Linked DNA regions of Homo sapiens: region 2 is linked to region 1. A link is an interaction called in ENCODE POLR2A ChIA-PET data of the cell type or tissue named here. Cell type or tissue: Panc1. All regions are shown on one strand. Each heading gives the region's core, and the rest is flanking DNA. Links, peaks and the distances in the headings are about the cores only.

Evidence for each region. ChIA-PET counts read pairs that join two places held together with the same protein. Peaks named below come from ENCODE experiments on the same cell type or tissue, not always from the same donor. Only the 100,000 strongest peaks of a DNase experiment are listed, where the experiment ranks them.
Region 2: POLR2A ChIA-PET joins it to region 1 with 8 read pairs; 4 of 35 experiments call an interaction of 5 or more read pairs at or near these places.

What each region holds. Positions count from the first base shown.
Region 1 is chr19:3,370,550-3,376,559 of GRCh38, reverse strand. The region is part of intron 1 of NFIC (nuclear factor I C); the gene reads right to left. Among named protein-coding and RNA genes, the nearest start is that of NFIC, 7.0 kb to the right of the region's middle. RefSeq lists enhancers at 653-1,068, 5,600-5,649. In Panc1, for the core only: no CTCF peak of the experiment used is centred there; no DNase peak of the experiment used is centred there; H3K4me3 peaks cover 598 bases; H3K27ac peaks cover 3,554 bases.
Region 2 is chr19:3,516,523-3,520,522 of GRCh38, reverse strand. All of the region lies in intron 1 of FZR1 (fizzy and cell division cycle 20 related 1), which reads right to left. LOC124904617 (a long non-coding RNA gene) reads left to right here. Exons shown (of 2, transcript XR_007067099.1): 2 at 1-2,360. Among named protein-coding and RNA genes, the nearest start is that of FZR1, 12 kb to the right of the region's middle. RefSeq lists enhancers at 1-71, 1,675-2,477, 2,758-3,582, 3,583-4,000. In Panc1, for the core only: no CTCF peak of the experiment used is centred there; no DNase peak of the experiment used is centred there.

The DNA of each region.
Region 1 (6,010 bases), core at 1,790-5,789:
TCACTCACTGTGTTGCCTTGGCCGGTCTCAAACTCCTGGGCTCAAGTGATCCTCCCACCTCGGCCTCCTAAGGCACTGGGATATTTTCTATTTTCTTTCCTTTTTTTTTTTTTTTTTTTTTTTTTTTTTTTGAGACAGTGTCTCACACTGTTGCCCAGGCTGGAGGGCGGTGGCATGATCTCAGCTCACTGCAACCTCCGCCTCCTGGGTTCAGGCGATTCTCATGTCTCAGCCTCCCGAGTAGCTGGGATTCCAGGTGCGCCACCATGCCCAGCTAATTTTTGTACTTTTAGTAGAGATGGGGGTCTTGCTATGTTGCCCAGGCTGGTCTCGAATTCCTGGGCTCAAGCGATCCTCCCGCCTCGGCCCCTCTAAGATGCTGGGGTATTTTCATTACTATGGACGCGATTGCTGCGATGATCATTTTGATTGCAGACAATCTTCCAGGAAGCAGGGAACAGCCTGAGGCCCCGCTCCGTGTTCTGTGGCATGGAAACTAAGGCTCAGAGAGGGGCGGAGACCTGGCTGAGGTCCCACAGGGTCTCAGGGCCGGTGTGAGGATAAGAATCAGGGCCCTGACCCCCTGGAAGGCCACGGGTCCCTTTCTCAGAACAGCCTGTTCTCTGTAAGATTGGGGTCTCAGGAAGGTAGGGAGACGTTGACCCTGGACTCCCACTGTGTGTGCCAGCGGATGTGGCTGGACTCGGTCCCATTTCCAGGCCGGGATGGGCAGAGCAGCTGCTGCCAGATCACCCTCCCTGCTCTGTGCTCCACGTCCCCTTGGGCCACCTCCGGCCGTGGGGTGCTTCGGGGGGAGGGGCAGGACATCAGATTTCACCTATTACTGAGGCTCTGAAAATAGCCTCCCCACCCAGTGAGACCAGAGTCAGCTTGTACCAGCGAAGCTCCCCCACCCCAATGTCCCCCAAAGCGTGAGTCACCGTAACAGCTGCGGCGGGGACCGGACCTCAGGGCCCTTTTCCGCTGCCCCCGCTTCCCCAGCCAACCTGCTAAGGCAAAGGGGAGGTGGAGGGGGCCCGGCCCAGGCCCTGTCCAATCTCGTCCCTGCCCCTGACTGGATGAGACCCAGAGATGGGGAGTGGTTTGTCCAGGGTCACACAGCCGGTCAGCAGAGCTGGGACCAGAGCCCAGATGGTCTGGCCAGGGAAGCCGGGCAGTGGGGGTGGTGGGGGGCACAGTGGGACGCGGCAGAGAGGACCCATAGAGGCGCAGGACCTGCCTGTGGAGGAGATGCCAGGCGGGCAGGAGGCCCGGACAATGTTGTCCAGCTGGGGCCGTGGCTGCCACCCAAGCTCTGGCGCTTACTGGGGCTGTGATAAGAGGCTGCTGGAAGGGACAGGGGAGGCATCCATGATGGGGGCAGGGATCACTGTCCCCCCAACTCCTTCTCTCCCCAACCCCCCTCTCTCTCTGAATTCCCCCTCCCCACTTCCCCTCTCCTCTTAATTCCTTTTCTCATCTGGCCCCTCGTAGATCTGAGTTCCCTTCCTCCTCCCTAACTGTCCCTCCCTTCTCTATGTTCCTCCCCTTCTCTGTGCCCTTTCCGGGGACAGGTGCCAGGGAGGCGGGCAGGGGTGGGGGCCCACGTCAGTGGTGACCCCGGCTAGTTACAGAGGCAGGAAGACAAACAGCTTGTAACTGGGTCATGGACCTGCTGCCCCATCCTCCCTTGTCCTCCCCAGGGGATCAGACCACGTGAGAGGCAGGGCCTGGTTGGCCGGTTGTCACTCTGTTTCTCCCACATGACCTGCAATAACCAGGGCCTCTTCCCCAGGGACCTCCTACTGCCCTCAGAGGCCCAACCGGCAAAAGAGATAACCAAGACAAGCTAGATGCTGAAAATCCTCCCAAACTCCTACACATCCCTCAACGCCCTATCTCTAGTGTCCCCTCCTTCAAGCAGCCTTTCCTCCTCAACCCAGGGTTTCCCAGATCTAGCCAGGACCATCCAGTTCTATCACCTCTCCCTCTCCAATCCTGAGGCCCAGAGTTGAGGCACCCACTGTCGGAGAAGGTGGCTGGGTGACAGTAAGGTCTATTTTCACCATCTGAATGGCTGGGGAACAGATCACCTCAGATAAGCCTCAGTCTCTCATTCTGTACAATGGGCAGAAAGGAATATTGCAGCCTGCTGGAGACAGGGGAGCTTGCCTGGTGACCTTGTTCCTTGCAAGGTGATGGGGAGAAGGGGAACAAGGCTAGGTCTTTCCTGGAAACCCCAGCTTAGCCCACTGGGACTTCCTGGCCAAAGAGAGCAGCAGCAGCTGGGAGAGACATCTGGACCCAAGACCTTGCTGAACGACCACGCCATGCACTGGGTGATGCCCTCACTCACCTCCCTGTGCTCCTCCCACCCTGAAAGTCCAGGCCAGCAAACCAGGACAAGAAACTCCAATTTCCAAACCAAAAGTTTCCAGGTAAAAGTGACTCAACAATCCTTCATGAGAATCTAGCTCATTACCTACTTAGCACTTATCCCAAATTCCTACGCATCCTTCAAAGCCTTAGTTCTAATGCCTTCTTCTCCGGGTCGGATGACTTGTCCATGGTCCCACGGACAACCCCAGGCCCATCCGGCACCAGCGTCAGGCTCTAACCTTGGGCCGCTCCTTCCCCTGGCTCAGAAAATCACAGCCTGTGGACATGTGAACGGCTCCCAGAGAGGGAAGATTCATTCTGTTGCTCAGCAAACATTTAGTGAGTGCCTGCTGCATGCCGGTCCCAGGTAGGGTGCCGAGGACTTGGCAGGGACCTGGGCTCGGCCCTCACCTGGATCCAGATCTGGGGCAGGGACGGATGGTTAAAATCAGCAAAATATGTAATAAAACGTCAAGTTGGGCAAAGTGCTCTGAAGAAATTTAAGAGTTTGAGGGACCAGAGAATCTCTGGGGTGGGGGGTGTTTTTTAGCTTGGGGGGGGGGTCCAGGAAGGTCTCTTGCAGGAGGAGACACCTGAACAAAGTCTTGAGAGATGGCACTCCAGGCCAGGAGCTTTCTGATGGAGAAATGGGTCATGCAAAGGCCCTGGGGCAGGACCGCACCTGGCGTGTTAGAGGAACAGCGAGGAGGCCCATGTGGCTGGAGCAGAATGAGCAAGGGGGAAAGAGAGAGGAGGGGAGGGTTGAGGAGGGGACAAGGACAGGCTGGGCAGGGCCTTGTGGGCCACAGTGAGGAATTTGGGTAAACTGAGTCCACAGGGTTCAAACTCTCTGCCAAGGCAGTGAGTCAGCAAAATGAACCCTGGGTCCCCTACTTCCCTCTGTGCCTTGATGTTCTGGGAGGACAATGAGGGCTGAGCCAGAGGGGCCAGGAGGTGGAGGAGAGAGGCAGGGAGCGAGGCTGTGCCTCTTACAGGCTGAGCGTTTGCTGAGCTATCACGTCTACTACGAAATAGGGGCCGGGCGCGGTGGCTCACACCTGTAATCCCAGCACTTTGGGAGGCCGAGGCGGGCGGATCACCTGAGGTCAGGAGTTCAAGACCAGCCTGGCCAACATGGTGAAACCCCATCTCTACTAAAAACACCAAAATTAGCCAGGTGCGGTGACACACACCTGCAATCCCATCTACTTGGGAAGCTGAGGCGGGAAAATCGCTTGAACCCGGGAGGCGGAGGTTGCAGTGAGCCCAGATTGTGCTACTGCACTCTAGTCTGGGCGACAGAGCGAGACTCTGTTTCAAAAAAAAAAAAAGTCTACTATGAAAGTGGGGACTATCATTGCACCCACTACCTCGAGGAGGAGACTGAGGCATGAAATCTTCCACCAAAGTCACACAGTCAGGGAGGAACTGAGCTGGGACTGGTCCCTGGGCCTCCTGGCACCCCCCCACCCCACTCCTGGGCCCCTTGAGCAAACAGTCTCGGGCCAGAGCGTCCAGTGACACCTGGTCTGCACCGTGCACACTCTCCGAGTCCCACGTGGTTCCCTTCCCCTTGTTTGATCCCCGAGGTCGGTCGCACACCACATCCTCAAGGAGTCCTGGTCACCTCGTTTCCTGCCCGTCCCCGACCCGGCCTAGACTGTCGGTCCCACAAGGGCACAGCTTTGATCTGTTAGCATCTCCAGCATCCAGACCACTGAAGCAATGCTCCCATCTTCTGCCTCTGGGACCCCCCTTATCCATGCACCCCCATGTGTAAGGAAGGCTGGTACCCACACAGGGCTGGTCAAACTCAGGGAGACCCTGGACAGGGCTGGGCAGGGAGAAAAGACTAACAGAGGCCGGGCACGGTGGCTCATGCCTGTAATCCCAGCACTTTGGGAGGCCGAGGCAGGTGGATCACCTGAGGTCAGGAGTTTGAGACCAGCCTGGCCAACATGGTGAAACCCCGTCTCTACTAAAAATACAAAAGTTAGCCAGGCGTGGTGGCACGTGCCTGTAATTCCAGCTACTTGGGAGGCTGAGGTAGGAGAATCGCGTGAACCCAGGAGGCGGAGGTTGCAGTGAGCTGAGATCACGCCACTGCACTCCAGCCTGGGCGACAGTGCAAGACTCCGAGAGAGAGAGAGAGAGAGAGAGAGAGAGAGAGAGAGAGAGAGAGGGAGAGAGAGGGAGAGAGAGAGAAAGAGAAGGAAAGAAGGAAGGAGGGAGGGAGGGAGGGAAGGAAGGAAGGAAGGAAGGAAGGAAGGAAGGAAGGAAGGAAGGAAGGAAGGAAGGAGAGAGAAAGAAAAAAGAAAGAAAAGAAAAACTAACAGAAATGCCACAGTAGAGAGGGGTCTGAGCCTGGGCCTTTCCAGGTCACCACTGTCCTTGTCACCCAGCCCAAAGCTGGGCTTACGCTGCGCAAATACACACAGAGGGAAGGGAGGGAAACTGGAAAATGCCTCTGGGGTGTTCAATGCAATTACTAGTTTAGCAACAACCATAAGCACAGCAGCACTTATTTGGCACCTACTGTATACCAGGTGTCGGACTAAGGTACATCGATGTCTCTGAGGAAAGTGCCATTATGTTTTTTATTTTATGTTGGCGGAGAAATGGAGGCTCGGGAAGACCAAAGTCCCGCCTCTCAACCAAAAACATTCATTCATTCATTCATTCATTCATTCATTCGTGCAACAGGTATTTATTGGGCACCTACTGAGTACCAAGCCCTGCACTGTGGACCTCAGAAATGTCCTGCCTCCCCGGAGGCTGCAGTGAGCCAAGATCGCACCGCTGCACTCCAGCCTGGGCGACAGAGCGAGACTCTACCTCAAAAAAAAAAAAAAAAAAAAATTGTGCTGCCTCCCTGAATCTGCAGCAGCCCTGAGGAAGTGGGGGTTTCTGCTGACTTCATTTCAGGGCAAGAAACGGTCCGGGGGTGGGGGCAGGTCACCCACCAGAGTCAGGAAAGAGGAGAATTAGTTTAGCAACAATCACAAGCACAGCAACACTTATTTGGCACCACTCTATAGCAGTTATTTGGCACCTTCTCTATACCAGGTACTATATTGGGTTTGGCACCTCCTGAGCAAGATTTTCAGGCAGATGTGAGGGGCACTCTAGGTCTGTGTGTTGGTGACCCCCATCAAGGCAGATCCGAGGCAGGCAGAGCTGTGTCCTCGTCCGTATGGGTGTCAGGGAGTGTGCACGCGTGTGCGCCCAGCGTGTGCTCATGGATGTGAACTGGTCAGGACTTGGGTGCCCGCACGCTGTGTGCTCAGGGCAGATGGGCACCCAGGTGAGGTCGGCGTGGACACAGGCAGGAGAGTGGGGGGCGGGCCGTGTCCGGGGCAGGAGGCCCAGGCAGCATTTCCCATCCATTTGGTGTGAGACAGGGAGGGAGGCCAGCTCAGAGAGACAGAGAGAGAGAAAGAAGAGGAGGAACAGAGAGAGAGGAAGGGAGGGAGAAAGAAAGAGACAGACAGAGAGAAAGAAGAGGAACAGAGAGGGAGGTAGGGAGGGAGAAAGAGAGAGAGAAGAGAGAAGGAGAGAGGGAGAGAAGGGAGACGGGGAGAGAGAGAGAAAGGAAGAGGGAAAGACGGAAAGGGAGACAGAGAAGGAGAGA
Region 2 (4,000 bases), core at 1-4,000, 150 kb before region 1:
CATGGACGGGTGCCAGCGCCCACCGCCTGTGCAGATGAGGACACGAAGGCAGAGTGCAGGGCAGCAATGCCCACGACCACATAGAAGGCCCAGGGTTCTCTACATGGCTCAGCCCAAAGCACATGGGCCCAAAGGGTGGCCCACGCGGCCACAGAGCAATGGCCAGCAGCTCTCCCTCCTTCCAGCCTGCCCCCTACTGGGGCCAGGTCATGTCACCAGCCTCCTCCCCATCCCCTTCTCCCTCGCCCAGAATGGCCTCTCCCCACCCACAGTCCCCACCGGTTCTCCACAGGGCACAGCTGCCTCCCGCAGCCCCAAAGGCCCATGTGTCCCCACCACACCCGACCACTCCTGGGCCAGCACTGGCCATCCCAGGACGAGGAGAGGCCTAAGCATCTGTCCCCAGTGAAGACAGCCTCTGGGGGACAATTTCCCGAGCCTGGAGCCAGAGGGTCTATAGAGACCTGAGCCCCAGGAAAGGTGTGGGTGTGGGGCCCCCCGGGACTGATTTGCAGATGAACAGGGAATCTACGCAGATCCTGAGCCCCACGAGAGCTGTGGGTGTGGGGCCCCCCGGGACTGATCTGCAGATGAACAGGGAATCTATGCAGATCCTGAGCCCCAGGAGAGCTGTGGGTGTGGGGCCCCCCGGGACCGATTCACAGATGAAGGGGGATCTACACAGATCCTCCAGCACTTACAGAAAGGAAACCGCGGAGCAGAGACCACTTGCAAAGGCAGTACTGTGGCATGAAAACCCCACCCTGGGGGCAGGGGCTCCTGGGGGAGTCTCCGTCGGAAGTGCAGTGCTCAGTCCAGGCTGTGCAGAGGTGGTGCGTGCAGCCACAGAGGACGTCAGCTGTGGCCATGGTTGGGGAGGACAGCTGGAAACATCGGCTTCACAGGCAGCATTGCCCAGACAGTAGCTTGTACCCCTTGGCACACCAAAAACCAGGCAGGACCCGAACACTGAGCTTCAGAGCAGGGGTGAGGGAGCCCCTGCTCAGACTCCAAGAGTCCCAGAGCCAAGCGGCGAGGAACTTGTTCAAGTCCAGCAAATCTGAGACCAGAGGGAGGCCAGCCCTCCGCCCTCCTTGGGGTAGATCAGCCACCACCGTCGGCTCCATGCAGGTCGCCCAGCACTGGCGGCTTCACAAGCCCCATGCAGCCAGCAGGCGACTCACCACGTAGACGCGGCTGCCGCAGGGCAGAGACGATCCGGACTGCCAGGGGCGTAGGGTCCTGACCCCAGGACCTGTGCCTAGGCCACCTTGCAGGGCAGCAGGGACTCTGCAGGTGTGACTGAATGTTTCAGAGGGTGGCAGGTGTGGACGGGGCTTCCCCAGACACTTATGCTCCCCACGGTCCTGGAGGCCCTCTCTCTGCCCAGCCTCGCATGGGGGGCCCTGCCCTCTCTCTTTCCTCTCTGTGCCCCCACGGCCCCTGACTTCTGACAGCCCCATCCTGTGTTGGATGTGGTGGGGAGGGTCATTCATTGACCAACACACATGAACAGAGCCCTCCCAATGACAGGGCCACAGCCCCACCCACCCACTGGAGTGAGCTCCCTACCAGAGGAGGTAGTGGGAGAAAATCAAGCTGGTGGAGAAGCATTCCAGGTGGTGGCATGTGCTGCCAGGAAACACTTTTTTTTATGGAGACAGGGTCTCTCGCTCTGTCGCCCAGGCTGGAATGCAGTAGTTTGATCATGGTTCACTGCAGCCTCCACCTCCTGGGCTCCAGCTATCTTCCTACCTCAGCCTTCTGAGTAGCTAGGACCAGAGACATGCACCACCATGCCTGCTAAAGGAAGTACATTTGTAAAAGTGGCCCCCAACAACTAGCTGCCAAAGTAAAAGCAAGATGGACAACGGCACCAGCAGACTTCAAATCCCAGCACAGGACAGTCTCCCCAAGACCTGGCACCTCGCAGAGGGACCCATGGGCACAGGAGCGCGGGCACAAGCGGAACGGCTCCAGGACTGTATTCCATGCCAGCACTGCCCCTGCTCCAGATCTGACTTTGCAGGTGGGGCCCAGCCCTTCCCGTGTCCTGGTGGGAGCCTTTGTGGCTTCTGTACTTTCAGCACCCTTGGCTAGGCCTTCTCCAACAATGGAAAAACTTTGTAATGCAAATCTTACTCGTTAAAGAACTTAGCTGCCAGGTACAGCAGGAGGATACCAGGAGTTTGAGATCAGCCAACATGGCGAGACCCCGTTTCTACAAAAAATACAAACAGAGGCACTGTGGGGGGCTGAGGTGGACAGATCACCTGAGCTCAGGAGTTCGACACCAGCCTGGCCAACATGGTGAAACCTCGTCTCTACTAAAAAATAAAAATTAGCTGGGCATGGTGGCATATGCTTGTAATCCTAGCTACTAGGGAGGCTGAGGCAGGTGAATCACTTGAACCTGGAAGGCGGAGGTTGCAGTGAGCAGAGATCGTGCCACTGCACTCCAGCCTGGGTGACACAGTGAGACTCTGTCTCAAAAAAAAAAAAAAAAAAAAAGAAAGAAACAGTTAGCTGGGTGTGGTGGCATACATCTGTAGTCCCAGGACTCAGGAGGCTGAGGTGGAGGCTGCAGTGAGCTGAGATCGCACCACTGCACTCCAGCCTGGGCAACAGTGCAAGACACTGTCTCAGGAAGGAAAAAAAAAAAAAAAGAACTTTGTTTAGTTACAAATCACAGCATTTCAGATGACCCTTTTTTGTTTATCTTGTTTCACACAGAGACCTTGGTGATGCAATTCATTTCCAGAGACCTAAGTGTGGACAAACAGGAGCGCCCTGGAGTTTTTATCTTTTTAAAATTTTTATTCATTTATTTTTCTGAGATAGAGTCTCACTCTTTTTGCCCAGGCTGGAGTGCAGTGGTGCAATCTCGGCACACTGCAACCTCTGCCTCCCGGGTTCAAGCAATTCTCCTGCCTCAGCTTCTCAAGTAGCTGGGATTACAGGCACTCACCACCACACCCAGCTATTTTTTTGTATTTTTAGTAGAGAGGGGGTTTCATCATGTTGGTCAGGCTAGTCTTGAACTCCTGACCTCAGGTGATCCACACGCCTCAGCTTCCCAAAGTGCTGGGATTACAGGTGTGAGCCACAGCGCCCAGCCAGGATTTTTATTTTTGAGACCGGGTCTCACTCTGTCACCTAGGCTGGAGAGCAGTGGTGCAATTATGGCTTACTGCAGCCTTTGCCTCCTAGACTCAAGTGATCCTCCTGCCTCAGCCTCTGGAGGAGCTGCGACCACAGGTGTACTCCACCAGACCCAGCCACTTTTTGTATTTTTTGTAGAGATGGAGGCTTCCCATGTTGCCCAGGCTGGTCTCGAACTTCTGGGCTCAAGCAATCTGCCTGCCTCTGCCTCCCAGAGTGCTGGGGTTACAGGTGTGAGCCACCGCGCCCAGCTGGCATTTTTCCAGAATGAGAGAATGTAAACAAGTGTCACTGGCAGCAGCGGTGGTAACCGCGTGCACTGAGGCACTTGCTGGCAGAGTCTGGTTGTGATTGGCTAAAATATCATCCCCCACTTCCCCAGAACACTGATGCTGCCCTGAAGTCAGCACTGAAAGCAAATACACCGGGCGCCAGCTGCAGCTGCACACGGCCCCTGGCACACATCGCTGCCCAGCAGCACATGGCTGCACCTGACAAGCCCTCCGGGGCAACAGAGACGCCGTGAGCCAATGGCCCAAACGTTGCCAGGTGGGCAGCAGCTGTCAGTCTACTGGCCACACAACTCACTCAACGCTGCCCAAGGCTGGTGGGCAAAACCACAGGGCCCAGGCCTGCCCAGCAGCCTGAGACCCAGCTCCTGTCTGTCCCTGCAGTGAGGGCAGGGGTGCACAAGACGGGTGTGCAGACTGTCTTCCCACCTCCGAGATCTGGAGGGTCCTGTATCCCGGGCCTGGGGCCTCCCGGGGCACCTCACCTGGACACTTGCCCGGTGCTGCTAGCGGTGCTCAGCTCAGCTCCGGGACCCCCAGCGACCCCT